Regions from separate parts of the Homo sapiens genome. Here regions 2, 3, 4, 5 and 6 are each linked to region 1. A link is a loop called in an ENCODE intact Hi-C map of the cell type or tissue named here. Cell type or tissue: PC-9. All regions are shown on one strand. Region 1 has its middle 2.6 kb from the start of RAD51B-AS1. Region 2 has its middle 110 kb from the start of RAD51B-AS1. Region 3 overlaps RAD51B (RAD51 paralog B). Region 4 holds the start of LOC100996664 (a long non-coding RNA gene). Region 5 overlaps RAD51B (RAD51 paralog B). Region 6 overlaps RAD51B (RAD51 paralog B).

Evidence for each region. Hi-C counts contacts between places; a loop is a spot of excess contacts. Peaks named below come from ENCODE experiments on the same cell type or tissue, not always from the same donor. Only the 100,000 strongest peaks of a DNase experiment are listed, where the experiment ranks them.
Region 2: it touches region 1 in a loop (7-fold over the local background); 7 of 110 quality-filtered maps call a loop at or near these places.
Region 3: a loop joins it to region 1, with 12 times the contacts of the local background. A loop is called at or near these places in 3 of 110 quality-filtered maps.
Region 4: a loop joins it to region 1, with 9 times the contacts of the local background. A loop is called at or near these places in 10 of 110 quality-filtered maps.
Region 5: it touches region 1 in a loop (9-fold over the local background); 9 of 110 quality-filtered maps call a loop at or near these places.
Region 6: it touches region 1 in a loop (6-fold over the local background); 21 of 110 quality-filtered maps call a loop at or near these places.

What each region holds. Positions count from the first base shown.
Region 1 is chr14:68,685,515-68,690,514 of GRCh38, forward strand. No RefSeq gene overlaps it. Among named protein-coding and RNA genes, the nearest start is that of RAD51B-AS1, 2.6 kb to the left of the region's middle. RefSeq lists an enhancer at 214-263. In PC-9, no CTCF peak of the experiment used is centred here; DNase peaks (open chromatin) are centred at 377 and 2,407; H3K4me3 peaks cover 428 bases; H3K27ac peaks cover 3,780 bases.
Region 2 is chr14:68,574,946-68,579,945 of GRCh38, forward strand. It overlaps a transcript of RAD51B not described here. Among named protein-coding and RNA genes, the nearest start is that of RAD51B-AS1, 110 kb to the right of the region's middle. RefSeq lists an enhancer at 1,459-1,628. In PC-9, a CTCF peak has its summit at 2,850; DNase peaks (open chromatin) are centred at 1,316, 1,876 and 3,086; H3K4me3 peaks cover 1,175 bases; H3K27ac peaks cover 4,172 bases.
Region 3 is chr14:68,144,179-68,149,178 of GRCh38, forward strand. The region is part of intron 7 of RAD51B (RAD51 paralog B); the gene reads left to right. The region is part of intron 2 of LOC105370546 (a long non-coding RNA gene); the gene reads right to left. Among named protein-coding and RNA genes, the nearest start is that of RAD51B, 330 kb to the left of the region's middle. In PC-9, no CTCF peak of the experiment used is centred here; DNase peaks (open chromatin) are centred at 2,353 and 2,823; H3K27ac peaks cover 2,705 bases.
Region 4 is chr14:68,625,014-68,630,013 of GRCh38, forward strand. It overlaps LOC100996664 (a long non-coding RNA gene), which reads right to left and starts at 3,774. Exons shown (of 2, transcript NR_135816.1): 1 at 3,339-3,774; 2 at 514-2,337. It also overlaps a transcript of RAD51B not described here. RefSeq lists a silencer at 3,433-3,482. In PC-9, a CTCF peak has its summit at 2,840; DNase peaks (open chromatin) are centred at 2,158, 3,478, 4,078, 4,138 and 1 weaker place; H3K4me3 peaks cover 2,553 bases; H3K27ac peaks cover 3,716 bases.
Region 5 is chr14:68,464,609-68,469,608 of GRCh38, forward strand. It overlaps RAD51B (RAD51 paralog B), which reads left to right. Exons shown (of 11, transcript NM_133510.4): 10 at 3,564-3,642. Among named protein-coding and RNA genes, the nearest start is that of RAD51B-AS1, 220 kb to the right of the region's middle. In PC-9, no CTCF peak of the experiment used is centred here; DNase peaks (open chromatin) are centred at 333, 2,193, 4,273 and 4,993; H3K4me3 peaks cover 1,093 bases; H3K27ac peaks cover 5,000 bases.
Region 6 is chr14:68,245,802-68,250,801 of GRCh38, forward strand. The region is part of intron 7 of RAD51B (RAD51 paralog B); the gene reads left to right. Among named protein-coding and RNA genes, the nearest start is that of RAD51B, 430 kb to the left of the region's middle. In PC-9, CTCF peaks have their summits at 2,816 (motif pointing right) and 3,019; DNase peaks (open chromatin) are centred at 2,820 and 4,220; H3K27ac peaks cover 3,085 bases.

The DNA.
Region 1 (5,000 bases):
CTATTATCCCCCAAATCACAGGTGAGTGAGGTCTCTGGAGATGTCCACCCCCACATGAATTTCCCTTTGTGGTAGCAGTAACATCTGAGTCACTAAGCATGGGGCCACAATTTAGGCTCACTCCCTCCCCTTCCTGTGCCCCAAAAGGGGGCTGAAGGCGGGTCCTCACAGCAGAAAAAGCTCCACTTCCTCCGAGCTCCAGACAGCACATCTCAGCTGTGTTGGGCCTTACAAGGCTGCGGTCAACAGGCACCCAGGTGATGAGGTCTTTCTCAGCCTGTTGTTCTCTTGTTAGCCCTTTGATGTTTCAAAGCTGACGAGGTCAGCATCTTCCAGGCTGCAGGAAACATGCCTGCCAGGTATACCTTTCAAGCAGCTGATTAATATGTCATGTGGTCTCTGGTCAGAGGAGAGTGTAAGGGCTGTTGAAATGACTCACCAGCTCAGCTCCCGTGTCTTTGGGAAACGCTACCCTGTCAGCAAGAGGCCTCCAGCTGAAAAGTAAAGACACAGATCTGAAAGGGTACAGTTCTAGCGTCCAACAAACTATTATACATCCTAAATGAAGTGAGAAATGGTAGGCTCTTCACCTGCCAGGGCCTGGCGGGGCCTGTGTCCCAGGACTGCTTAGGAATCCAAGCCTCGCACTGTTTATCCATTATACTGATGAGAAGCCTGTGAGACAGGGAGGCTTGCTGGGCCTCCAAAGTCCACTTGCTGGCTTGTTACTTGGCACCATCAGATCTACGCTAGGGATGGTGTAACTAGAGCCTTTGAGTGCATGAAAAGTCTGTGGCCTGACAAAGCACTTACTGACCAAGGAAAATCAACTTCAGGTGCAGCAGGAAAGGTCTGGTACCCAGAATGTCTGGGGTTTTGAGACACTGGAAAAGATTGCCTAATAATGTCATGGGCTCCCTTCCCTGGAAATAATCTGAAAATAGGATAAGTTCCCTCCAATCTTGGATGGGTCAACCTCGTCTTGAGGTAAGGAGACGGTTACATCAACCCATGGAGAGGGCCTGTCAGCAACTCTGAGTCTATTAGAGGGTATATTTTCAAACACAAAAAACTTTTTATCCTGGTAAAATATACCTAACGTAAAAGCTACCATTTTACCCATGTTTAAGTGTACAATTCAGTGGCATTAAGTACATTCACATCGTTGTATAAGCTTCCCCGTCATCTCTCTCCAGAACTTTTTCATCTTTCCAAACTGAAACTCTGTGCCCATTAAACACTGACTCCTCTTTCCCCTCCTCACAGCCCCTGGCAACTACCATTCTCCTTTTCATCTTTATGATTTTGACTACTCTAAGTACCTTGCATACGTGGAGTCACGCAGGGTTCTTGTGTGACGGGCTTGTTTCACTTAGCACAATGTCCTCAAGTTTCATCCATGTTGTAGCATGTGTCAAAATTTCATTCCTCTTGAAGGCTGAATACTATTCCATTGTGTGTGCATGTGCAGGTGCATGTGTGTGTGTGCGTGTGCAGGTGCATGCGTGCGTGTGTGTGTGTGTGTGTGCATGTAGCACGTTTTGTTCATCCATTCATCTGTGATGGACACTTGGTTGTTTCCGCCTTTTGGCTATTGTGGATAATGCTGCCGTGGACTTGGGGGTACAAATATCTGTCCCTCCTTTCAATACTATATCCAGAAGTGGAACTGCACAAAGAAAACTTTAAAGACAAAAGCATTGTGCCCCCAGAAGAAGGCATGTCGATGTCCTCACATCATGATTTCATATGGAGAAGAAACACCTAAAAAAAGTTGGGCGGGAGGCCGAGATGGGTGGATCACAAGGTCAGGAGATCGAGACCATCCCGGCTAACGCAGTGAAACCCCGTCTCTATTAAAAATACAAAAAAATTAGCCGGGCGTGGTGGCGGGCGCCTGTAGTCCCAGCTACTCGGGAGGCTGAGGCAGGAGAATGGCGTGAACCTGGGAGGCGGAGCTTGCAGTGAGCCGAGATCTCGCCACTGCACTCCAGCCTGGGCGACAGAGCGAGACTCCATCTCAACAACAACAAAAAAGAACGTTGGGCTACAGTAAGACTTGGTAAGAGGGACCAAGGAAGCATGGAAGAAGGAGCTGGTTGGTTCCCAGAGCAACCAGAGAAGGCTTCACAGAGATGAAATTGGAGCTGGATTCTGATGGGTAAGTAGGAGTTTGCCTGGTAGAAAAAAAAATAGAGAAGGGCAGGAAAAGAAACAGCCCTTTTCAAAAAAGAGGAGACCAAACATTGCATGCACATATCCTTTGACTCGGCAATTGCACTGGCAGGAATTCTGCTGTTATCCTCACACACATACGGCTCCAGGCATATGTCTAAGGATCCTCATAGCAGCAATGTCTGCAAGACTTAGTCACTGGGAGTGGCCTGTGGTCCCTCACTAGGACACTGCTGAAATAAACTATGGTACAGCCATACCGTGAATTCCCACACAACCATTAAAAAGAATGAAGGAGGGCCAGGTGCGGTGGCTCATGCCTGTAATCCCAGCACTCTGGGAGGCCGAGCGGGTGAATCACCTGAGGTCAGGCGTTTGAGACGAGCCTGGCCAACATGATGAAACCCCGTTTTTACTAAAAATACAAAAAATTAGCCGGGTATGGTGGCAGGCGCCTGTAGTCCCAGCTACTGGGGAGGCTGAGGCAGGAGAATCACTTGAACCCTGGAGACGGAGGTTGCCATGAGCAGAGAGAGCGCCATTGACCTCCAGCCTGGGTGACAAGAGTGAGACTCTGTCTCAAGAAAAAAAAAAAAAAAAAGCAAAGAATAGAGGCGATCTCCATGTGCTGATATGACAAGAATTCCAGACTTATTTTTAATTAAAAAAAGAAGATGTCACTGTATGCCCAAGTTATTTCCCTGGAAGGAAAGAACACACAAGAAACTCTTAATAGTCATTACCTTTGACAGGAGCAACTGTAACTTGAGGGGAGAGAAATTAAATTTTCGTGTTATGCTTTCTAATGTGTATGTATTGCGTTTAAAAACAAAGTTAACAAAGCTGCCAGGTTGATGAGATTACGGTCCACTTTTACATTCTTTGTGCTTTTTCTAATTTAAAATATTTTTTTAAAGAAAAGCAGCTATTTTTCTGGAATTGTTTAGTCCCAATGGCTCCTAAAGGCAGAGAGATGAGATGTTTACAGGGCCATCCTTTCGGAGTTTCTCTTACAGCTTCGCAAGGATTCCTTTCAAGACAGAATGGTATCCTCATCTCCTCGAGAGAAAAGTTTTGGGGCCAAACAAGAATTCGGCCAAAAGCTCGGGGCCAGGCATGTGTGGTGCCAGGGCAGTGCGGGGGTTCCCACAATGTCTGTCCAACTGTCCTGGGGACAGGACCCCTCTTCTGCACTTTTCTGTACCCCTCGTGGGGACTACGTCTCTGGGACAAAAACCCAGCTACACAGGGTTAACCCCTGCGTTTTGCTTCGCTGAGCATGGCTGAGGAGGAGGGGGTGCGGTGAGAGCAGAGGGGGCTCCATCCCGCCCCAGCTCCAGGCAGCATTAATAAAATGCAGGTGTTTTGTGTATGTATAGCTGCTTGAGGGAGGAGGGAGAAAGAGCCTTGACTGCAGCAGCGCATAGAAACAAGAGCCGAGTGCAGTAGAGGAAAATGTGCCTGCAAGTAATGAGAAAGCATTTTGCAAAGACAGCCTTGGCTTTAGGGTTGAGAAGAATGCAGCAGTTTCTGGCACAGGCCTACCCTGTAGCTCCCCCTGGGTGTGTGTGTATGTGTGCGTGTGTGTGTGTGTGTGTATCTGGACACAGGATCCTATGCATGCATGTGCACATACACACACCCCACCACCACCACAGATTTTTTTCCCAGCAACATCTCACACAACCTAAGTTTGACCCTCACTTGCTTTGACCAGGAGTTGGTTCTGACACTCCCTTCCCTCCCTGCCAACCGCCCTCCATCTTTTCTCTCCTGTCTTCCTCTCTGTGGACCCCACACCCTGCAATTCCTCCTTTCCCCCATCACTTCCTTCTCTCTGGGGCCTTGGGTTGACGGTATCTCCCCTTGGCCAGCCCCTTTTTCGTAATGCCACTTGGCTCTGCTTTCAAGCAGGCACCTTGTGAACCCGACTCCCACCCTCCTTTCCAAAGCCCACCTCCCTTGCAGTCGGGAATGGAGCTCAGGAGGTTGGCCAGCCCCTGCTGCTTTAGCTTGATGACGTGCTCCAGCACTGTGGAGGTTCAAAGTGAGGGGGGAGTAAAGCACAGAGCAAGCCCCCTCCTCCTGGCCACCCCAAGGGCAGGAGAGCAAGGAGGAGGCATCAGAGATGACTGCAAAGTGGGCAGCAGATCTGAGGGCCACTGGGCCCTGCTGAGGGTCCTCTGTCCCCACCTCCCCACATCCCCCAGGGAGGTGGGAAGTGACAGCCCCCCAACTTCTAGAGGGTCGCCCTCCATTACGCCAAGTTAAAGAAGCCTAAAAGCAAGTGATTTCTGTGATTTCTTTAGTTTGCCTCCTTGCCTGAGACCTGCTGAGGAGTGCAGTTGTAGGTGAGTTGTTCTGACACCGGAAAGGCTTCAGGAGACCAGGGTGGACCCCTGAGGCCCTGCTCGGTCCCAGGCAGGCCAGGGTCTGAGTGGAAGTCACAAGTGGAGGAGCTCCTCCAGAGGACATGGGCTCCTGATTCCATGAGGAGGGGGTAGGGAGAGGTGCTGGGGGGCTCAGGAAGCACCCCTGTCCCAGGCTACCAAGCTGATCCTGAGTGTTTGTGTCTGAAACCACTGAGCCAGAACCCATGCCAGGCAAAGGCCAGCCCAACAGCATAGTAAATATGTTCCCCGGAATTTAGCACTCCTGAGTCAGAGGGGAGCAGGGGCTGGCAAGGACCCTCTCCTCTGGCCTGTCTGAAATGGGAGGACCAAGCTCTAGAGAATCAAGTTTTTACTTTCTCAACTCCTATCCTCTACTCCCTACCTGCCTCCCCATTCCTCTGCAAATAAAAGACAGAGCAGGGGTGGACAGGC
Region 2 (5,000 bases), 110 kb before region 1:
TTCTCATCCAAATCCACTCTGAGGTTAGAGAAGAGGAAAGCACGCCATTGACTGGTTTTCTGATTGCCTTCATACATCCAAGTATGTTCTCCACAATGACTTTTTCTCTAGTGGGAAGCCATGGAGATGGACTTAGATAATACCAAGTACCATTTCCTGCATGCCTTTTGCAGGCCAGGCATTGTGCCAAGCCCTTCAGATGGTGCTCCTCAGTGGGAGCTTCTCAGCCAGGGTTTTCTGTCAAAGATACTGACTCGACAATCCTAGAGGATATGGAGTTTATTTATTCCCAACTGGAAAGTGAGGGACTCGAGTCTCTGAGGGGTTAGGTGACTTTCCCAAGTTCTCATAGCTTCTAAATGGTAGGGCCAGAAATCAAATGCTGTCTGATGCCAAGGCTTACATGACAAGCTCCCTCCCTGCTCCCTGCTCCCCCTGCCCCTCATTTCTCTGGCAGTCACCAGATTTTATTTTCCCCAGGATGAGAATCTGTAAAGGTTTGGGGTCTGGCTGATTTGGACTGAAATGGGCTCTGTGGCCTCTTCCCTGGGTCTTAGGCCCCATTTGAAAAATTGAAATGGACCGTTGAATCCCAGAGCCTTGCGGCATGGTAGATTGTGAAATAATTCCATCTCCTCCCCTCTCCCTCCCCAACGCCACACACCCATGGTGAATGGGGATTCTCCCAATGAGGAAGGCTCAGCAACTCCCAGGGCCCCTGACCTGTTCATTCTAGAAGCTTCAGGAGCAGCAGTCCCTGCACCCAGGCTCATGCCCCAGTTGGCAGCCAAGTTCATCCTCTGGACACCAACATAGCTTCAAAAGAGTCAGTGTCAGAAAGCCTCATACTTACCTTACCGTTTAGGGTAGTTTTTATTTTGAAATACATATAGAAAGATATATTAATCAGGGTCCCAGCAAGAAACAGAGTTCTTTTCAAAAGGATTTGACTAAGAAGAATGTAGTGAAGGCACAACTTATAGATGGACGGGCAGGGTTCAGGGCAGCAACAGGAATGTTGAGGCACCCAGGAACTAGCAATAGTGGGAAGATGATACCAGCCCTCAGCCAAAGGAGCAAAGAAAGGAAATAGTGTGACTGGGGCCTGGTGAGTCTTGGCAGCATAGAGGTGGCCACCTGGTGAGAGCAGTGGTCCCAAGGGCCACAGTCCCTGCCATAGCCAAGCACCAGAGCAAAGAGGGAGCAGGGGAAGAGACACCCTCCTGACCTCCAGCCTCCTGCCTGTACCTCACATTTGCCGGACACAAAAGGAAGCTAGAGGCAAAGGAAGCTGGTGATTCAGCTCCTAGCACTCAGCCCCAGGGGTCACAGAGCAGGGCACCAAAGGGAAGAGAATGAACATGAAGGGAGAAGGCAAATGGAGAAAAATAAGCACAGGGGACACCTTCCTCCTTTTCGTGATTAGGATTGTTACCATTGCAGACCTGCCTGCCACCCCCAACCCAGAGGACCTTGAGGCTTTGGGGAATGAGAAGTAAAGCCCCCACTAGAAGGTTGAGGATGCATAAAGCTTAAAACCCTTGTTCTAGGGAAAGTGTCTTTGCAGCCTTTCCATGGCACTTAGTGAGGAATGAGTCTTGTTTCCAGATGGAGATGCTAAAGCATCCAGGCATGCCAGCCCTGGGGAATGCAGGGAAACAGTCTTAGGGATGGACCCAGGCCTTGGTACTTTAGAGCTTCTAGGGTATGAGTCATCTTTGCCTCTTAACAATCAGATCAGTGGTACCCTTCTGACCTCTGTCATTTGGCTGCACTGGAGGCAAGAAATGGTTTGGACTCACGCAGGGGCATGATGTTAGTAAGGAAGGGGTCAGAGGTGAACCTAGCTTGGGTGCTCCACCTCTTGACTCAGAGTCTGTGCTCTTTGATGAACTTTCTGTTACCTTGGGATCTTCTACAGCAGGTCCTGGTGTGCAAGTATTTCAAGATCAAGATAAAATATTTCATTGTGTTTTATTTAGGAAAAAAATGGTAGATGAAAGCGGAACCAACAGGGGCATTCCGTTTGTGGTTTGCTGAGATTCCCTGGAAAGCAAGCTTGGGAGGCCAGGGTCTGTCAGAACACAAGACCAATGTCTTCTCCAAAACTTGGATGAACAGAAGGTGCTTACAAGCTGACAGGGAGTTATGGGGAAGGAAGCAGAATTTCCAGTTTGGTTCCAAGTCTTTTCTGGTCTTGACCTTTAGCCTAAAAACAGAGGGCCCAGTTGTTCTCCATTATTACTGTAACTCAAAAGGAGACACATGGGTCCGGGAGAGAGTTGGGAGGCAATACTAGGTTTGCACGTTCTGAGTTCATGGACACCCAAGGAACTGCCCCTCCCTAGGATAACTAGAGCCAAGCCACTGGACCCTTCTCATCCTGTGGCCTTGTCTACAATTTTAATCATTTTGAAGATGAAGGTTTTGAAGATGAAGGCCCAGCCTCAAAAAGGAATAACCAAGAACAACCCTCTCTCCCTCCTTTAGTTTAGATGCTTCCACAGTCAAATGTAAAATTATTCATGTGCTTTTACTCATTATTCATCTGATTTTATGTAAAAAAAAAAAAAATGGAATCCTAGGCTGGTCACTGCATGGTGTTCTCAATCACAAGCCATGAGCCAGGGTTCAACATGCTCCCTTCACTTCAGACCTTCCTCACAACTGAGCCTGGATCCCACTCTGGACCTCATGATCCGCCTACCACGGCCTCCCAGCGCGCCCAGCCCCTGCTTTATTTTTCTATATAGCACTTATTGTTACCAGATACATTTGTGTTTATCACCTCTCTCATCACACACACACACACACACAGTTAAAGGCAGGGACTTGGTCTATTTTCTCAAAGTTGTGTCCCCGGCACTTAGAATCCTACCTGCCGTGGTGTACATGCTCAATAAGTACTTATTAAGTGAATGAATGGAGTCAGACATGTCCTCAAGGGTAGGTTCAAATCAGGGAGAATGGTGGGTGTCCTTACTGCTTTATAGGATTTCATGCTGGCCCCAGACTTGAGTCATTTCCATCAGGCAAATTCCTGAAATACTTACTGGTCTTCCTGATTCTGTGGTATGTGCTTGTCAACAGCACATTGTCGAACACGTTGCTGCCTATGCAACACTATGTGGCAATGGCTGTTGAAACTCGTTGCTAACAGAAGTGAAAGCAAAGAAAAGCAAAGATAAAGAACGTAATGGCTGGGCGCGGTGGCTCATGCCTGTAATATCAGCACTTTGGGAGGCTGAGGTGGGCAGATCACTTGAGGTCAGGAGTTCGAGACCAACCTGGCTAACATGGTGAAACCCCTTTTCTATTGGCTGGGCGTGGTGGCATGCACCTGTAATCCCAGCTACTCGGGAGGCTGAGGCAAGAGAATCGCTTGAACCCGGGAGGTGGAGGTTGTAGTGAACGGAGATTGCACCATTGCACTCCAGCTTGGGCAACAAGAGGGAAACTCCATCTCAAAAAAACAAAAACAAAAAAAGGAGAAAGAAAGTAATTTCCCCGCCATGGATGATATGACATGGCAGCTTTCATGGAGGTTTCAGAATCTGCCGGCCCACCTCACACATGACTTCCTATGCAATTAGTATAAAGCAAAGAGACAACAGACAACACTTCACACCTGAGCCCCAGGTCCTGAATGTCTTTGGATAGCCTCTCTCCTTGAAGGATATATTGACTCACAGGCAAAGGGCCCTTATAATGATATAAAGGAGACCAAGTTGGAAGGAATAGATCACAGGAAGGTGAAGCCCAAAATCCAGAAGGGAATTTCAGGGAAAGTGGTCTGGACTCAGGTACCCTGCCCAGATCCATGTGCCTTCCAACACGTGGCAGACAGAGAGGTGACAAGACAAAGGAGGAAAGCATGCTCAAGGGATAGCTAATGGGTGTGTCATTCGACCTTCCCAAGACCTAGCTCTCTGGAAATATCAAGGGTTCAGGGGGCTGGGTCATAGGCTTGCTTTCCTTCTAGCTCACTGTGTGGACCTGGATAAGTTGCTTGGCCTTACCCATCCACCCTTAGTAGCCTCTTCTCTGGCCCCTTCCATGGTTCTGTGCAGAGTAAAGAGGTAGGACACACAGTAGGGCCCAGAAGGGTCTCCTGGCAGTCACTGATGCCAGATTCAGCTCTCTTGACTCTCCATGTTGGTGACGACACCACCAATTTTCCTTTGCACACATGGCCTCACCTTGAAAATTCAAGAGTCTACAGTCAAGTCACTTCTGCTTCTAGGGGCCTCCCAGAAGCACCTAGTATTCTGTTTCAAGTCCTTTGTCCAGCTGCTTTCAAATCACCAAACTCCTCTCTCCCTCCCCTCCATTACTACCCATGGAGATCCAGAGGAGGGACTTCTTAACTTCTCAGACAGTGAATTGAGGGAGCTCAGAGATTTCTTTTATTCCTGGAGCACAGAATGTAACGTAGGTGCACCAGATCAAAGGCATAGCAGCAGCCTGAGCTTCTCTTTGACCAAGTCCTGGGAGGCAGGCTGGGTGTTTGTGTTTGAGGATAGAGTGCCAGATGTTGCAAATAAACATAGAAAACACTCATTTAAATTTAAATTTAAGATGAACAATGAATACTTTTTTTAGTATAAGTGTGTTTTATAAAATATTTGAGCCATATGTATACCGAAAAATGATTCCTTGCTTGTCTGAAATCCAGATTGTGTTGGGTGGTCTATATTTTACCTGGCAGCCCATTTGCATGTTTCCTAAACACACCGGCAGCTCCCAAATCAGCCTGGAGAGAGCTGAGCCTGGTGCGTGGGGCATACCTTACAACCCCAGTTTCTGTTCCCCACCCATGTTCTTTCCAAGGAGGCTGGCTGCCCCACTGTCAGAGTGTCCAGGAAAGAAAATAGAAGAGAGAAAATGGTCATGGGGTTCACGGGCATTGTGCCCCCACCGTCGGCTGCAGCAGAGACTCAGTGTGGCAGATGCCTCCACGTCTCCAGCCCAGGCCCAGTCAAGCAAGGGCCCTAAGATCT
Region 3 (5,000 bases), 540 kb before region 1:
CCTAAGGCCCAGAGAGCTCTTGGTCATTTGCTGTCTGTCTAGCCCCAGCTGTTGGAGAACTAGCTTAGGTGTACTTTCACCCCTGGCCTGTGTTGTTTCCCCACAGAGCTTGTCTGCATATGTCTCATATTGGCTCTTAGTGAGGGCGGCTGAGCAAAGAGGCACTTGGTTGTCATCATTTTAGAAAATCAAGGAAGAATCTCAGGAAGCCTGATTGAAGAATCTTGGCTCAATATAGGGGAACACCATGTACTATGAAGGTTTTAAGTTATTGCGCTTGCACAGACTGACTTTGTGGCCTTAATATGGAAAGCAAAACAAGATTAAAATCTCACACAGTCATTGTCTTTTGTAGTAGAGCATTGTCTTTTGTTGATGAGTAGAGCTTTTTGAGATACAATGAGTTGTTCTCTGCTGCTCTTTCTGGAAACTTCGTTAACTATCTTGCCCTATACCTGGCAGTGCCAACCCACATTTCTGTTTATATAAAAGGAACTCCATATCCTCTTCAGAAGCTAGTAAACAAAAAAACCTCAAAGCATATCTGTATTGGGGTTTGTCTATGTTTTCTCATGTCTGTATTTTGTGTTTTATTTAAAATAATTAAAATGTTAATTGATTTTAACTTCAAACAGATGAATTTGTTTGCTAAAATTCTTTTTTTGATGGGATCTTGTTTACCTTTTTGTATACTATATAAAGTCTTTTTTATTCATATTGGGAAGATAACACTACAAAGCCATTTTTTTCCATTTCTGCCTGTATAATTTCCTCAATCTTTGACTTGCTTGGCTATATTGTTTCAAATACCCAGTTAACCTTTTTATTACTCATTTCCTTATTACATGCTTTTGCATTGTCTACAATTCATAGAATCAGTATGGTAAAACATTAGAGCTGGAAAAGCCATTAAATATTAACTATCCAAACTCCCTATTTTATATTAATAGATGAGAAAAAGCCTGCAGAAGGAACATGATTAGACCAAGGTCACACACATGCCACAGCCAGGCTGACAAGTCTTCTGACCCATTGTCTAGTGGTTTTCCATTATAACACCTGTGCTCCATGTGTCAGGAATTTTCCAAAGCACTAGTGAGAACTCCATCAGAGACTGCATCCTACTGGAAAGGGCACAGGCTTTGGAGCTGGATAGATCTGGGTTTGAATATCTTGTTCTGCCACCTACGGGCGGGGTACATTAGGCAAGGAACCAAAGCTTTTGGGGACTTGTTTTTTCCTCTGTTATATGGCAAAAGTAACAAGAATACTTTATGGTTATTGTGGGTATTAAATTATATAACCTACATTAAAGTACCTGTTACACATATTATGTTTAATAAGTTATTATAAAAATCTGCTGTTCACAGAAAAATGTGATATGTGTAAATAATAACTTAAAATAGGTATTTCATTATTGGGTATTCTGAGCCTCTCTTGTTCAGTAGTATTTTCTTGAAGTCAGTATTAATATGTGAATTGAGTGAATTGTCTGGAAATGAATTACTGAAAGTTATTTATATCTTGATTGTGATTCATACATTTCCCTTTTCTTTATGGCTTTCCTCTGTACTTAGCTGCAGTGCATCTGCATCCTATCCAAGAACTTTTGTACAAGTTGAACTCACCCAAAGAAGACATTTGGAGAGTACTTGGGTTTGGCCCCTGCTTTTCATCTGGCTAAACACTATTAGATAAATCTAGAATATATAGTCTATGTAGAATATTATGTTTACATTTTTAGAAACTTTGGATTTTTAGTGTTTTTCTGAAACTTACTGAACTATGTGATGAACAGCTTCAGTGTGAAATTATACGTACTTGGTCTGAGTATAGGTAGAAGTTATGTTCAATATAAAGGGGCCCAGGACTGTTGTTAAAAGGAATAAGGACTACATTATTTAACTAGTAGTGTGGGGAGGTGGAATGAGTTAGGAAACAAAAGCTAAGATGGATTTAGCAAAGGCCAGAGCAAGAAAAGAAAGTTTAGGCTGGGCGTGGTGGCACATGCCTATAATCCTAGCGCTTTGGGAGGCCTTGGTGGGCGGAATGCCTGAGCTCAGGAGTTTGAGACCAGCTTGGGCAACGTGGTGAAACCCCATCTCTACTAAAAATACAAAAAATTAGTGGATATGATGACGTGCACCTGTAGTCCCAGCTACTCAGGAGGCTGAGGCAGGAGAATTGCTCGAACCAAGATGGCGCCACTGCACTCCAGCCTGGGCAACAGACTGAGACTCTGTTTCCCCCCCACGGCCCCCTCCCCCACAAAAAAGTTTAGAATCGTCGCAGGAGGTGACTCAGGGGAATTTCATTTAAGGGCCTCTCAAATTGCTTGGGTGTTGTTGGCTTACTGGAATGCCTTGAGTTTGAATTAGAGGGAAGGACCTTAAGGAACTAGACAGAATTTTGCTTCTCTATTAGAGGACCCTGGCTTAGGTTTTAAACGGAAGTTAAGTGCAATTAGAAAGAGGCACTATGTACCTAACACGTAGTGGATCCTTCATATGAAACCATTAATTGTCAGGGGACTTTGAGGCTCATATAATTTGGCCCATAATTATGGCTACATAAGTAAAAGCTGTGAACACTCTTAGGGTTTTTTTTAAATTGTTTTTTCAGTAAAGGTGAAAGTATAGCAGTGTTGGGAGGGGGTGTTCCTTGTGCCTATTTGTACACAATGTCTTAGATTAGATTAAGAGCCTTAGGCCAATGATTGCTTAAAGATAAAAAGCAGGCATGATTCTGGAGGGATATTGGATAATCAAATATGACCAGGAAATAGAAGGTCCTATTTTGCTGTATTTTGGGTTCATCCAGATGGGATCAGACCAGAGGAATTTGGCAAGCATTGAGACTCGCCACTTAGAACCACACTGAAATAGTTGTGGTGGCAAAAGAATTTCTCCGGGAGTCTTATTCCACTTGAGGCATAACAGCCAGAGATTCCTGGCCTTTGAGGGGAGAGTGCCAAAGTTGATGTATTTTAAAAACATCAACTGAGATCTATAAACCTACGAGAAATAGTTGAATTGGATGACACTGGGACTATGTGTTTCTGTACTTTTCTTACAGAAGACATACTATGAATACATGTGTCCTGGAATCTACTTTTAAAAATTAGTTCTATGCTCATATCCTCACATTGAGATTTAATGTATTTCAGTTTAATAAATGAGAACATATAAAATAATTTACCTGTAAGGACCTGTCTATGGGAACTTCTATATTCTGCTTGAAATTCTGACACATTAACCTGGCCATTTCCAAAAACTTTCTGGCAAGAGCTCTTCATGGACCTAATAATTGCTTTACTGTTTAATCATTCCCTGAGCCTTTTTATACTCTAGTAAACTGCATCTGTCACTAGATTTCATCACCATCTGTATTATTTATCCCTTGTAATCTGATATCTATCTCTATAATGCCCAATTGTATCCCCTTCAAGTGCCCACTTCATTGGCTTATATACATTAGGTTTTCAATAAATATTTTTATATAATGGTAAATGAAGAAGTTGTTCTTTATATTTTAAACAACTCTTACGGAAGGAGATTACAACACAGCTGGAAGGAATTATTGTGAGAGTGAAACATGGAACCAAAAAAGATAAAGCAAGGGAAATTAAAAAAAAAAAAAGAGCTTTATTGAGTTATAACTGACATCCAATAAACAGCACATATTTAGTCCAATTTGATGTTTTAACATATTTACATACCCATTAGATCATCACCACACTCAAGATAATTAACATGTCTTTTATCCTTAAATGTTTCTACATGACCTTTGCAATCCATGTCTCTTACCCTTCCTTACCTTACCCTCATAAGCAAAACACTGATCTGTTTTTGTCACAATAGATTATATTACATTTTCTAGAGTTCCTTATTAATGGATCATACAGTATAAACTCATTTTGGTCTTGCTTTTTTACTCCAATTTATTTTGAGATTCATCCATGTTGTTGCATGTATCAGTACTTCATTACTTTTTCCTGCAAAGTAGTTTTCCACTGTATGTATATACTACATTTGCTTATCCATTCATCTGTTGATGGATATTTTGGGTTCTTTCTAGTTTATGGCTATTACAAATAAATCTACTATGAACATTTGACTACAAATTTTTGAAAAGAGGTATGCTTTCTTTTTTATTGGGCAAATACCTAGGAGTGGAATCACTAGATTATAGGATTGCTGTATGTTCAGCTTTGTAAGAAACTGCCAAACTGTCTGTACCATTTTGCTTTCTCACCAGCAATGAATGAGAGTTCCTGTTGCTTCACATCCTTGCCAGCATTTGGCGATGTCATTGCTTTGGATTTTAGTCATTCTGATACAGATGTTCCCCAACTTACAATGGTTTGACTTACACTTTTTTGATTTTTCAATGGTGTGAAAGCAATATGCATGCAGTAGAAACTATACTTTAAATTTTGAATGTTGATCTTTTCCTGGGCTAGTGATATGTGTTACGATACTCTCTCGTGATACTGTGCAGTAACAGTAAGCCCCAAGTCCCAGTCAGCCATGTGGTCAAAGGGTAAACAATCAGTACTGTGCAGTGTACTCTTCAATAAATTGTATGAGTTATTTGGCACTTTATTATAACATAGGCTTTGCATTAGATGATTTTGTCCAACTGTAGGCTAATGGAAGTGTTCTGAGCATGTTTAAGATAGGCTAAGCCAAGTAAGATATGATGTTCTGTAGGTTAGGTATATTACATTTATTTTTGACTTATGAGTTTTCAATTTACAAAGAACTTATTGAGTCATAACCCCACTGTAAGTTGAGGAGGATCTGCAGGTGTGTAGTGGTATCTGTGTTACTTCTTTGAAGAAGTGTCTGTTCAGATCTTTTACTCATTTTTAAAATCAGATTGTTTGTTTTCTTATTGCTGTTTTAAGAGTCCTGTGGATGCAAGTCCTTTATCAGATAGGTGTTTTGTAAAAATTTTCTCCCAATATTTGGTTTGTCTATTCATTATCTTAACAGTGT
Region 4 (5,000 bases), 61 kb before region 1:
TTTTTACTGATAAGATGCTAAAGGTTCAGAGAGTTTAAGTAGCTTGCACGAGGTCACACAGCCAATAAGTGGTGGAGCTGGGACCTGGACTAGTCCCAGCCCTAGTGCCCACACTCATACCACCTTATAGCATGGGAATTCCAGGTCTTTCACAAAGTTGGAAGACTGGGATATAATGAGGAGGGAAGGCCATAGCTCCCCTACACCCATGGTCAGCCAAGCTCTGCCCATGTCGTGAGATGTGTATCGGAGCTACAACTCCTCCAGGCATTTTACCTGAGAGCAGGGACTCTGTCTCCCTTGAACTTTTCTGCATACGCTGTGCCTCAAGCCAGGCCTGATTCACAAAATAATGTTTATTGGCAGAATGAAGGACCGCCTCCCAAGCTGCCCTCATCCTGCTTTTCTCCTCCCTCTCTCCTAAGCTCTGAGTAGACACTGGGCTCGCCAGGCTTTCTATTTTTATTTATTTTTTATGAAACAGGGTCTCACTCTGTTGCCCAGGCTGTAGTGCAGTGGTGCAAACATAGCTCACTGCAGCCTCGACCTCCCAGACCCAAGCCATCCTCCCTCTTTGGCCTCCCGAGTAGCTGGGCCCACAGAAGGCAGGGTTCCTGCACAGGCACCAGGTTCTACTCAAGCTGACCTATGTTCCCACTTCTGACCCTAGCATGTTAAACATCCATGTCCCTAGATGGGCAGATGGGGGAGGTCTTGAACATGTGTCCTTCCTACAATGGGTTCTCAGCTGCTCCTGGTATCTCTATGAATGGGTTCTGAAGGTTTTCTCTCATCCACACAGTTTTAGCTCTTCTTTGGGTTTCCAGGGCTGCCCCGCAAGAAGCAAATCTAAGCAGGAGGTTAGCAACTGCGTTCTTGGCCCTGGTCTCCTTCCCCTGAGTGGCCACAGTGTGGGTGAGGTTCAGACTCCCCCATGGTGTGGCTGGCTCCTGGGTGGGCCCAAATAGCATGTTCATCAGTTATCAAATGTCAAAGATCAGAAGCCAAGCCATATAAACACCTCAAGATGCTGTTCCAGCAGTTATCCCCCGTATTTATCCACTGGAACAGCTTGACAAATCTGTCAGTGCTAAGGAGGGTAGGAATCAAATCATATAGGTCCCTATCTTCAAGGTGTCCACCATCGGGCTGAGGAGGCTTATATACATGGCACAGTTAGTGAGCAGTGCAAGGTTTGTGTGGTGCAGTGTGCCAGGCACAGCTCAGAAAGCAGGGATGGTGTTGGTGGGATGCAGGGGCAAAAAATCCTGATAAATAAAGCCTTTCAAAGTAGCTGAGCTATCAGGAGGTCCTCTCCTATCTTCCATACCCCATCTAGCATTTCATTCCTCTTGAACTACCTACTGCTACACAACAGACACTCTAAAACTTAGTGTCTCAAAACAATGCATTTTTATCTCTCACATCTCTGTTGACTGGGCTCAGCTCACTCAGGATGTCTTGCAGTTGGAACGGCTAGGGCTGAAATCATCTGAAGGTTCTACTGAGCTGGACATCCAAGGTCACCATCACTCACTCACATGGCTGGCAGTGATGCTGAATGTTGGCTGAGAGCTCAGCTGGGGCTCTTGACTGCAGCAACTATTTCTGGCCTCACTCTGTGGCTTGGACTTCTCACAGGATGGTGGCTGATTTCTAGAGCAAGTGTCCCATATTGAAGGTTCTAAGAGATCCAGGCAGATATTGCAAAGCTTCTTACAACCAAGCCTTGGAAGTTCCAGAATGTTGCTCCTAGCATATTCTGTTGGTCAAGCAAGTCACTATAGGTAGACCAGATTTAAGAGGTGAGAAGCAGCTCATGAATCTGAGGAGGGAAAGAACTAAAGGCTGCCATCTTGGAGACTGTCTATTACAGCTTCCTTTATATAAAGATAACATGCCTTTGTTGAACCGAGACAGAAAATGAACTCTCAACTGGGAAAGGAAAAAGAATCTGTCCCTGTGTCTAGAAGAAGGTACTTCTTCAAGTCCCACCCCAGCCTGTTTTCTTACCTCATACCCCAAGGTACATTCTTTGACTATGTCCTAGGCCCAGAATTCTGGAGTCAGAATGCGGAAGAGAGTGGAAAAAACCACTTACATCATCCTAACTAACCAGCCCACATTTAAGAATGAGATTGCTACGTGACTGTTGCCATGAAATTGTTTATCTGCCCTTGCTGCAGTGTGGCCTTTAAGGGACACAATCTGGTGCCAATGATGTCCCAGCAGCAGTTGCCATGGAGACCTGGAGGTCAAGGTTGGTAAGGGAGCTTCTTGCCAAGATGATGTCACATAAAAATCCCTTTGCTTTCTTGTGACCACCAGGTTATTCAGCTATGAAGGAAAAAGAAAGCCATAAATTCCTCAGATGTGTGTCCACAGTTGGAGCAGGGTGGGCTACTGCAGACTCCTAGCATACAAGTCACGAGACCTCCTTTGAGTCCTTGCACTCCCCCTGACTTGTCTGATGGGGGAGATCCATCTAACCTCACTGGACATGCTCCAGGAGCCGCGTTTGGAAGGCTGTGAAATCATCTGGTTGGGACTGCCTTTCTCACCCATCTGAATAATTCAAGCACAATAACTCACTTCTAAGCCTGCCGTTGGCTTCCCACAGCCTCTGTCTGCCAGTCCCCATTACCTATGGGGTGCAATCACTGTCCATATAAAGCAGAACTGGGGTACTTTGCACATGCCACCTCCCCCCAACTCACTCCTAGTCTACCCTACTTCAGAAACCTTATCTCCTTCCCCAACAACACAATGTATTTAAATAGCTACTAATTTCCTCTTCTTTCTTTCTTCTGCATAAAATTTCATTAATTATACATTTCTTGGTTCATGACACAATGTCATCTTTGTACCATGCACACTTCACTTGTATTTAGCTATTCAGTTATTTTTTTTTAAATAAACACCATCCAGTCAGCCCACAACCCAAAACAAAAGCCAGGCCCTTGACGACAACCAGTATGTCTTCCAAATTCCAAGTGACAGTGAACAGAAAAATGAAAGAGCCGTTCACCCAGCATAAACAAGGCGGAAGAAGCCCACGCCTATCAAAAGTTTCCATCTTCTAGCATCCGAAGATGGCGCATCTTCCAAATGTCTTGGTTTTTACATGACCCAAGTGTCCCAGTCTTTCCAGTCATTGAAAATTTGGGTTCTCAAGTGGTGTATCATTTTATCTTGAGCTGTGTGTCCTATAGAAACATGGAAGATGACTATTTCTTTTTTCGGCTAAACATGCAGCAGCCAGCAGACTAGAGCCAGCTTCTGCCTCGGGCCGCCCCGGGGCGCGGGATGGGAAGGGGTTAACGCAGCGCCCCGCTTACCTGGGGTAAAAGCCGGCACAGAACCCGAGCGCACAGGTCGCCGCGCGCATGCGCACTCTCCTGGCCCAGCACAGTGCTTGGGGGCCGGCGGCTCCCAGCTCCCGGGCCGCCCTGCTGCACAAAGGCCTGCTTTGTTCTCTCGGCTCTGTTTTAAATATCTGACGAATATTCCCCCCATCCCTGCTCCAAATCCCCGGCCTGACGGCAGGCGCGGCACAACGGCGCATTGTGGGGCCAAGCGAGGGGCGAAGGGGGCTGGGGGTGGCCGGCGCGATGGGGACGCTCCGGTTGCGCCAAGTTGACTCTGCCGTTTGGGTCACCTGGGCTGAGTCGCGGGCGTGGAGGCAGAGGGTAGGGGGTGAGGAGGTGTTTCTTGTCTTCTTCTTCCAATCTCAGAAGTAAACATTGGAAAGTGGGGCCCCCAGCAGTGTACAGCCCGTTTCCAAACCAGGCCTGTAAGGAGGAGCTGAGGTTTCGGCTGAGCCCCCAGCCTCCCCCGACCGCACAGCCTCGGGCATGAACCCGCGAAGCCAGACGCTTAGTTGCTTATCAGGCCATCGCTGTACATATTTAGAAAGTACCTATCACTCAGACACTTTGAAAAGCGTGGCGTTCCAGCGCAAACCAACCCGAACGGGTTGGAAGGGGGCAGTCCTTTCTTCCCGCAAGTTCGGGGCTCGAGAGACGGCTGCAGGAAGGCCATCACCCCTGGCTTCCTGCAGCCACAGCTTCCAGCCCCACACGATGCCCAACTTCATTTTAGCAGTGGCCCCCAGGGGAAATCACACCATTCTTGGTTTTGTCCCTCCCTCCTGAGGTTGGGACATTGTTCAAACAAAAGTAAGCCTTCAGCTGACAGAGAAGCTGCCCCGCCTCTTCCCTGCCCTTGTCTTGCTGGCATTCATTGGGACTACCAGGTAGCTTTCCTTCCCAGCTCAGGTGTTTACCTGCTGCTGCAGAGGAGGAGTTTTTGCATTGTCTCCAGGGGGTTTGCAAAATAAGAACCCCAAAACCCACCTCTCTTTCCCATTTTCTTCTTTAAAGGTAGAGAAAGCACTGCATTTCACATTGGGTCTTGGAAACCCAAAGCTAGACACAAAATGTGGGCGTTAGCAGCTCTGAAAAGTGTGTGCTTGGTCTTAACGTTTATTCTTAAAAAGGAGGTGTTCATACCCCAGCTTGCGAACAAAGCTTTCATACCCTCAGCATCTTGAAGGGAAATTGCTGCCCTTCCATCCAGGGCAGGTGAAGGAGGAACTGGCTTGGGAGGGTTGGATTCAGAAGCAAATAGCTTTATCGTTTTGTGATGCCTGTTTGAGGCCTGACTGGGAGCCCAGGAGTCCTCCTTCTGTGGTAGTTTGTTATAAATCCCAGGGTCGGACTTACATTCCCCAGCTGCAAAAAGCATACATACGTCCTAAGATATTTATTTTTAATCATACTTTATAATTTTCACATTTCACATATTGTTACATTTCACCAATACTCTAATACTTGAGTATTAAAGCTAATCCACCATAGACCAACAGTCTAACTTTGCAAATGAAGGAACTTGTCCAGAGCCATTCAGAAAGACAGGGCAGAGGCGAGCCTGGAGGCCAAGCCTCCTGTCCCTATGACCAGGTTTGGTCCCTTCTAACATGCTAGTCATGAACTAAAAGA
Region 5 (5,000 bases), 220 kb before region 1:
TGACCTTTTGGTCACTCACAAGTCCACTTAATGGTATTAGCACCCAGCTCAACTTATCTTCACTTTATCCAGAAGGCTATCAAGAGAGTTTGTCACATTTTTTGCTGAAATCAGATATTTTTTATTGGTGCTAGCCCTCTGATCTATCACTCTGGAAGTTCTTTTCCAAAGAAAGGAAATGGAATTCATCTGACATAACTTATCACTTCCTTTTTTCTGACTGCACACAGATCATCCTTTTGATGACTCATTATAAATCCTGCTCCAGAAGGACAGTGCATTAATCAGTGACCTGTCCGAACTCTTTGATTTCCGGCAGAGAGGTCCCTCCAGGTGTGAGATCCTTTTGGCTGGGGTTCAGGGCTTGCTCATAGACTGGCTATTAGAAGGTGGAGTTAGCACCACAGAGTTGGAAGGCTTAGGCTCAGATGCCATTCTTGTGTCTCATTGAAATATTACATTCTTTTTTTCTGGGTCTCAGTTTCTGCAGTGCATAAAATAAAAAGGGTAATATTTTTAAAAATATAGCATGATACTTTATTTATTGCTATTTACACCCTTTTGGTTTCATGTCTAGTTGCTACATACAGACAACAAAGATCTGAGATTTTTTTATATGTTTAGTTTATTTTTACTGCTATTTGATCTAAAGGATTTACGTTTATCTTATCCATTTCCTTTTTTACCACTCTTTCTGGCACAGCTATAGTTTAGGCCCTTATCATCTCATCACTGAATTATTGGAGTTGCTTCCTAACTGGCCCCACATCTCCCATCTCTTGCTTCTCCATCTTAGACTCTTCAATCAGGCTAATTGCCTAGAACCTGGCTACTCAAAATGTAGTCTATGAACCACAGCATCATCGTCTCTTGGGAGCCTGTTAGAAATGCAGACTCTCTCAGGCTCCACTCAAAACCTAAAGAATCAGAATATGTAGGTCAACAGGACCCATAGGTGATGCAAACCCACATTAAAATCGAGAACCACTGTTTTTTCTTCTACCATGCCATTCCCCTTCTAAGGGATATCCTTAAAATTCACATTGAACCGGGCCAGGCGTGGTGGCTCACACCTGTAATCCCAGCACTTTGGGAGGCCAGGGCAGGCGGATCACGAGGTCAGGAGATTGAGACCATCCTGGCTAACACAGTAAAACCCCGTCTCCACTAAAAATATAAAAAATTAGCTGGGTGTGGTGGTGGGTGCCTGTAGTCCCAGCTACTCAGGAGGCTGAGGCAGGAGAATGGTGTGAACCCAGGAGGTGGAGCTTGCAGTGAGCCGAGATTGCGCCACTGCACTCCAGCCTGGGTGACAGAGCTAGACTCTGTCTCAAAAAAAAAAAAAATAAATAAATAAATAAATAAATAAATAAATAAATAAATAAATTCACATTGAACCATCTCCGAACTGTCTCAGGCAGAAAGCAATCTACCTTAATTTTCAAATGAGATATTTTTGACATGAAAGTGTAAATTCCCACCTATACTTTCTTCTCATTGGTTCTGAGAATGATGAATTAGTGTATCTAAATAACTTTAGAACATTTGTAAAAATTACTGCAACTCAACTGGAGACTTTCTTCTGGTAGGAGCCAAGTATATTGTTATTTGGTGAGTGAGGGTTAAGGGAACCATATGTGATGGGTTAGTTGGAAATGTTCCTATTATTTATTGTGAACTTATTTTGTGTTTGACACAGTGACAGGTATTTTGTATACTTAATTTAATCCTCATAATAATGCCACTTAGGAAGGTGTTTTTATCACCATTTTACAGGTGGGGAAACTGAGACTTAACAAGTTTAGGTTGTCCAGAGTCACAGTTTTGGTTAGAATTCAGGCTGCACTGTAGCATCAAAGATGTCAAAATACAGTGGTTGAGCCAAGTGGCTCTGCCCTGAGAGGACTGGTGACCCCGAGTGGGAGACACTGATGCTCTCTGAAGCCACCCAGCTTCCCTCTCTCATGCTGCCTTGTCATCCCCAGAGTGTTGTCCACACCCATTTGCTTGGATCTGGTTCCTGCCTTGGGAAGAGCGAAAGAGAAAGTGGAGGGCACGCAGTTTTCTTATGAAAACATAATCCAGAATTTCTACCTATCATTTGTACTCACATTCTGCTAGTCAAAGCTTGGTCACATAGCCACACCTACTTGCAAAAGAAGCAGAGAAATGTGGAAACTTGGGGAGTTATTTACTAAAGGGAAGAAGGGGAATGGCTGCTAGAGGAAAATTGTAGGCTCTGCCATAGGCTCCTAGCCAATCAGTGGAAGAGCTAGATTCCAAGCCTATGACTAAAACCTGTGATCTTTTCATCACATTTTCCCACCACTTCTCATAGTTGACAGCAAATATTTGTTGAATTAAGATAGGCCAAGATATTATATATAAGCCTTTTGATCATTTGAAATTGTTTCTTCCTTCTCTCTTGCCTCCCTGATTACCTACACGGTTCAGTGTTCAAACTGTCTTTGTTTCTGATAATGTTTTAATGTGTAAAACAGGAAACTGATAATTAATCTTCTTCAGTAGAAATACTATAATAAAATAATCTACTAATTATTAGAGGTTCTGTAGAACCATATGAGATGTGATAATGGCTTAATGATACTGATTTTTTTAAATGATCAAATAACCATCTCCTTTAAAATAAGTGTTGTCTTAGGAAAATGCCATTGCTGAAAACATTTTTTGATATTTTGGCTGGTATATCAGTTAACTCTTGCTGCACGCACTAATGCTTCATGACTCCACTACCAAAATCTCAGAGGCACACAGTGATATTTAACTTGTGTATCTGTGGGTCTCTAGGGGTCAACTCTTTAGCCTGAGCCTTCCTGGCCAACTCTGTTTCAGGTATCTATTGCCCTTCTTCTGAGATAGCAGACTAGCATGGACATATTTTTCTCTGACAATGGCACAAACGTTAAGAGAACAACTAGAAATACTTGAGGCTTTTTGAGGCCTCGGCTGGGAACTGGCACAACCTATGTCATGCCACCTGGCAAGTCATATGCCCAAACCCACAATCAAGGGCCATGGGAAATGCTCTACACCTTAAGTAATAGAAAATGTAGTCACGTAGTAGAGGGTTTGGTGAAGGACCAGGGCCAACAAAGAAACCTTCAATTGCTTTGCCTTTCGCAAGTTATTTTGAATATTTGCAGTGATAGTAAATCTTTTAAAGGTAGCTTTGAATTTTTTTAGTAAAACAGCTAAGTTTATAAATAAAATTAGAGAATCAAGCTAGGTTTATTTTTGGGCAGAAAGGTAGCTATTTAAGCATGTGTTATAAAATAATGAGACTTATTTCTAGAAGAATTGATTCAAGAATATGGCATTTGATGACAGAATAGTTGGAATAAGCATACAGCCTTTTAAGGTGACCACTTTGAAAGGATAACACTCATTTAAACATTGGGTTATAAAATGGTTTTTTTTTTTTTAAATAAGCCTTGTGACTTACAGTCCTATGTTACCACTTTGTCTCAAAGTGGGAAGGGGAGTGAATAGAGGCCCATCCCTGATCCTTTGACTAACCCTAGAAAAATGTGCTTTATGTGCAGATTCTTATTGCCAAGTCCCCTCTGGCTCCCTTCACCTCATTTGTCTACACCATCAAGGAGGAAGGCCTGGTTCTTCAAGGTAAGATCCTTGGATTAAGCCATTTCTTTAAGCTTATGCTCAGTGCTGCCCATTGCTAGTGGTAATTAGTGCTATGGTTCTGATAGAAGCTAGCTCCAGACAGAATCAAAAACCAAGATGCATTGGCCAGTGATATTTACCCTAGTGAGAGCAAGAGAGCGGCAGTTGTGGCAAGAATTTGACAGAGAAGATTGAGGTAGGGCCGAAGGAGACCTACAGAATTTCCTAACAGAATGAGACAATCAAAACATGAGGATCAAACCAAGAAAGCTCGGAATTGCTACCACCCCATTCCTCTTTGCAGATCCTATGGCATGAAGTGGGCAATGATTCTGACACCAGTGTGGAGGTGAGGAGCCAGTGCTGCCCCAGAGCCTTCTTGCTTAACAAGCTAAAGAACCATCTGGGTTGGCAGCCTCTGGGGCACAATGTCATGGCTCCATGAGCCCTACTTCCCTGACTCCTTCTGGTTATCTTGTTTCCTTTTCCTGTCCTGTCCTGACATGGTCTTCCTGCTGGGGACCAGACCTTTAGGACCTGCACCTTGTGACGTGAGCCCAGGACTTAGAAGGAGCTGAGTTCTTGCTTAGGGTATAGCACCCTGAGGCCACATCCTGGAACTCACTGATCTACAATGGTGATTCATTCTCAGATGCTAGATACGCCAGTGGTTAGGAAAGGCACCCGATTACAGGTCTTTCCAGAAAGCAATTAACATGAAGGGGTAAATTCCAGCACTGTTAGAAGAGTCAGCCCACAATGTCAGATGTACAAAACTGCTTTGTGGATGAGGAAGGATCTGCACAGAAGTGCTCAGGATATACATCTGTCCTCTGCTGTGGGGCAGGAGACCCCAACCACAGAGATGCTTAGGTGAATATCTGGCCTGACCCTAGAGGAGCATATTGTCACTGCTGTCCATGGGAGAAGTCCTGCCCTGAAGGATTTATAAGTTAAATATTTTTCCCAGGTTTATGAAACAGGGCAGTCCCTGTAATTTCCCCATGGAGACACAATGCAGTGCAAAGACCTAGCAGGGAATATGCAGGGCAGGCTGGAGAGTTCATGCTTCTAACTAAGGAACAGGCTGCAGCCTTCCCTTTCCTTCCCCTTCTAAAATGTCTGCTTCTTAATGGACTCACAAAGCGGCATGTTTGTTTGGTGCAGCTGAGCTCCACAGCGGGGACTCTCAGGTCCACGAAATTTGGGGTGAGAACTACGACCTTTGGCTCTTAGCCTTTGACTTATGCTATCCAAGTTCCTTGGTAAATATTTTTTTTTACAATTGCAAATAGTGTTTTCTGACAAAGGAGCAGAGATTTTAACACCAGATTAAGCAAAGCAAACAGCAGGCCTCT
Region 6 (5,000 bases), 440 kb before region 1:
AGGGTTCACCTCCACATTATTCTGAGAATGGGCCTGACCCTCATGGATCTGTGGGTGTGAGGAGTGGTGGTTGTCAGGAGCCGGGGAAGGTAGTGCGGGGAGTGAAGGAGGGGAGACAGCAGTGTGCTTATTTTCAGTTTGTCAGCTGCTCTGGAAAATGGCCAAAATGAATGAGATACAACAAGCCTTCAGGGCTGCTGTAAGCCAAGGAGAGACAAGGCCCCTCCTTTTAAAAAGCTCTGTGGAATTTAGACTTAAAGTTTTATATGTTATTTTGTTTAGGGTAAATGTGAAATCCCTAAACACTCCCCAGGAAATGTTAGCTCCCAGGAACACACAGTGGGCCCTAACTCCCTGGACAGAAGTACGTCTTGAGGGAGAAAAAAGAATTCAGCACCATTCCATGAAGCCTCCTGGCTCTGTTTGGCCATGGGAGAAAGATTGATGAGAACCATGATTAGATCTGTCTCTGTGGCCTCCAGCAGATTATTGGAAAGCCTTGAAAAAAAAAAATCTTTTTGACAAAAAAGGATAGAAGTTCCAGTAGACAGGGGAAAGAAAAGGGCTAAATCTTCCAGGCCAAAATATGCCAGGGTTTGTACAAACCAGGGAGATGGAGCAAAGCTGAGCACTTTTATGAGAAGAGGCACTGGCATCAATCTAAAGGAGAGAGAATCTGGGACATTTAAGAAAAGGGGGCTTCCATGTGGGAAGAAGGGCTTGTGAACCCAGTGTGGTTGTGAATTCTGTAACGGAAGTCACCAGCTGGGCTTTTTCTAGGCAGGAGTTATCTTCTTTACTGGCAATCATGTTCCAAGTTTAATCTCTCCTCAGTGTGACTTTGGTCTCACGTTCACATCATGAAAACTCCAGGCTGTTTTTTGCTATACTCCTGAGTAATGTTGACATTTCTAAGGAGAGAGGAAATCTGGATAAATAGAGTTCTTTTCTTGGCATTGTTAAAAATATTACTAAAAAGAGCAAAGGGTGTTTTCAGAGCTAAGTGGAAGTAAAGTCTTTCTTTGCAATTTTGAAAGGCCAGGTAGGTGGCTGGGTACGCACTTTCTTGTAGCCTGTTTGTTTTAGCCCGCAGTGGTTTCTGAGCAGCTCTAAGTTCTGATAAAGGACACAAACACACCCATGCTACAGTGGCCATCTCACTTAATGCTGTCTTTTCTATCCTGTGACTGAAGAGCAGGGGCTCTTGTTCATGCCCAGTAAGAAGTAAACCCTGAACTAAACATCACACACTGAGAATCTCTTCATAATCTAGGCACAGATAATCTTTAACACTAAACTACTGTGAAATTCTACCAGCATTAAGTACTGTATATTGCCCTGTGCTTGGATAGGCTGGCTAACTCGTAGGAAGAGAGCACTGTATGGTATCCTTTTGCTTTATTCACCAGCATTTTGGGGGAACATTTCTTTTACATTTTAAATAAAACTTCAGCTTGAAAAAAAAAATGTATGTAACTTGTAGGACATTTCTGAAAATTACATTATAGCTAGTCTATCACGGATTTTGAATTGTCTTTAAATTTTGCTATCAAAAGCAGAACAACAACTTGTCATCATAGAACTGGAAGGCATGGTTATTTTGTTTACCTCTTACTTTTTGCCCATTTGGAAACTGAAATTGCTTAAAGTTACATAGCTAGTTAGTGCAGGAACGGAAATGAAAAACTATTTCCTGATGCCTGGTTTATCACAATGGAAGGCTCTGCCCACAAGAAGGAAAGTTCAGTTCAGATTCCCTGTAATTTTAAGAACTTTCATGAATATACTAATTTTAGTAGAAACAACTAACCAAGATGGCTTATCATTCTCAACGGAACATAATTTTAAGGAGAAACACTTGGAATAATCTAATTTTAAACTGTAATGCTAATTCTTTATTAGTCTATTTGGGGGATTTTTTATATGTTGCATGACATACTTGCACATTTTCCTATTTAATACTTCTTTTAATCCTGAAAGCACTTATTTAAGAATGATCACTAGCACTCCAGGACAAGTTAAATACAGAAAGCCATATACATATAAATGGCAGACATAACTGCAAAAAGAGAACAATATAGTGAGGGAAATGGTCTTCAGGGTGCTGCAAAGCGCTTTATAGTTACAAAATGCCTTCATGTACATTTCTAATTGATCCTCAGGACAGTGTTGTAAAAGGAGGAAGAATGTGTGTGTAAGTGTACAGCTGTTTTCCAGAACACCAAATCGAAGCTCAGAGATATTGCACAACTCACCAGCACAGCGAGGAAGCTACTGAATTGGGACTCACACTCAGACCTTCACCCCAAGCCCATAGCTCATTTTATTACTTCATAATGCGTTAGTTGCAGAAGTAATAATACTTTAAAAAGCAATCCACATTTTTTCTGTTTACTCTTTCCTCTCTTCTTCAGGACAGAAACTGTACTTTCCTTGTCCAGTTCCAGTTTGTATTATTGTATTCATGGTATTTACCTTACCTGGAGGGAATAGGCCTTTTAAATATCATTAAAATTGGGTTTTTGAGGTTATGTTCTTTTCTCCTTCACATCCTAAACTTCAGACCTCATGCTCTTTGGCCTTCCATTCAATTCAAATGAGAAGGGCTGTTGTAATTGTTGGCAATGCCTCCCCAGGCTGCCACTGTATGTGAAGGATCTTCATGTTTGGAAAGAAAAAAAAAATGCAGTTTAGTGAAGTTCATGATTCTACTTTTACTCTTCTAACATAGCCTTTTTTTTTTAATTTATTTGTTTGTTTTTACATGTAACACTAGGTGGCAGAATAACTACACCACAAAGCACCACATCCTTTGTTTCTCACTACTCTGGGGAGTGGGTATCTGAATAGTGAGGCATAAAACCATCTGTGGCTACATGAGATTGGACCAACCAACAAGGCCAATATTTTCTTGACAGGGAACTGGCTGCAGTGATTCTAAAACGTATGCTTCCAAGATACTGTCTTTAAGATTTCCATCTTTCTTTTTTCCCCAGCTCCCCTGGATTTTAATTTCTCTGCCCCATTGCACTCTGCTAGCAGAGGGCGGACACAGCCTGCAGGCAGCTGCTTTGAAATGGCAGATTGGGATGGATGTGCCCATTGGTGCTGGCACCCTCGCCTTTGTGTGGCAGTGGGTCATGAAGGGTCTGGGGGTAAGGCACCTGAGTCCTTGCCCGAATGGCACCAGGCCCTCTGGCAGAGGGGCAGCAGTGGCTGGGCTGAGTCAGTTGGAAGATGCTGCCCTCACTAACTCAGGTTTACAGAACAGGTGTTTTTAAAGAGCAGTCTGATCCTGGTTCAGCTCTGTCACCGGTTTGGAAATACTGCCGTGCAGTCGGTGGGTCATTGCCTCTCAGTTTCTTCCTAGCAATTTGCTGGTGTCTGCTACCCTGGATGCCTCACATGCCACAGGACACACTAAGCTAAATAAAGCAGAGCAAGTTCTGTCTTTCATGTTGTGAAGAGTATGAACTTGGGCTGCGGAAATACTTCTTTGGATTTTTGCTGAAAAAGAAAAGAATAGCATTAAAACAAAACAATACTTACCAACTAGTAATAATACTCTAAGTATACCCTACATTAAGAAACTCCTGTAAAACCAAGTCTGAATGTATAAAATCGATCAAACAAAAAGGTTGTATTTTAATTACAAAAGCGTTCTTTGTAACTGGAACCACAATCGGATTTCATTAAATAGTGAGCTTCTGATGTGAATTGTAAATGTTTTAATCTACAAAAAAAAGTACTTAAATCTTGACTTTTCAGGAACCCACTTGTTATATAAAACAAAAACCAACTGGACTATAGTTTTACACACATACTTACATCACACCCTCACCACTTTCCGACTGGGAATCCTAGAGTATTTTTTAGTGTTTAGCTGGAGGTCCAGGTAGTGTCCTAATTTTGCACACACAGCCCTGGTGACATGAAAGGGCATTGTTGAAATGACCAAGTGAGTCATGGTAATCAGGGCAATCCTGTAGGTTAGAGATATGGGGGTCTTGTTTATTTGTTTGCCTGCTAGAGCTGCAATTCTTTCATAAACTACATGACTTTTGAAAATACCTCAAACAACATATATAAATCAGACCAAGGATATTAATCTCAGGCCACCGCCATAGTGAGGCTTTGAAGCCAGGGGAAGGTGGTGAGACCTTCTTGTTTGTTAAGGAAGAAATGTCATAAAAATTCCAAAGCAGGACTCAAATTTCCAGGGGAGAGGGCCTCTTTATTGTTTCCTCTAATAGCTGCTTTGGCGCTTTAGTGAATAAATGTGTTGCACAAAGTAACCCTAGATGCATCTGAACTTTAGTCTGGCTTGGCTCCCACTTTTGTATTTAGCATCCATTCTGAATTATTTATTTAAGATATTTTTGCTGTTGTTTGTCACTCCTTCTTCCTGTCTCCCTACCAGTCCCCCTCATTCGTCCTGTCTTTATTTTTACACTTCTCTAATTAATTGATATCTTCTGCTCTTAGCACTGCAGCAAATGTGCCTGCATTTTTATGTGGATCTTCACTATGCAGGCTATGCTTTTAAGTTTCTGGAATAGAATGATGGTAAAAATGAGTCATGGCTTGTTTCTATATTTGTTTCTGAGTCAAGAAGCTTAATTTTCTTACTATAATGCCTGAGATATCAAGCTATACAGTTTACTTTTAAGGGAAACAATCACAATTTCATCAATTCCTTTAAGTAGATGTTTTCAAATATTATAGAATTCTTTGGATTTGTGTTTCCAAAATGAACAACACAATGGTAGTGCTATTATTGTTTTAAGGAGAAAAAGAAGCATATCCAAAATAGGTAAAATCTTCCCCTAAATCCCCTGGGAACAGGCCTATGGGTGTTGCCCTGGCCTGCTCACAGCCCCAGGACAACCGGCATTAATTCACTGAGGGCCTCATACCTACATCTCAATGACTGCTTAAACCAGATACCTGAGGGTCTGGGGTCTAACAGAAGAAAAAAGGAGAGTAGAGCTGAGGGTTAT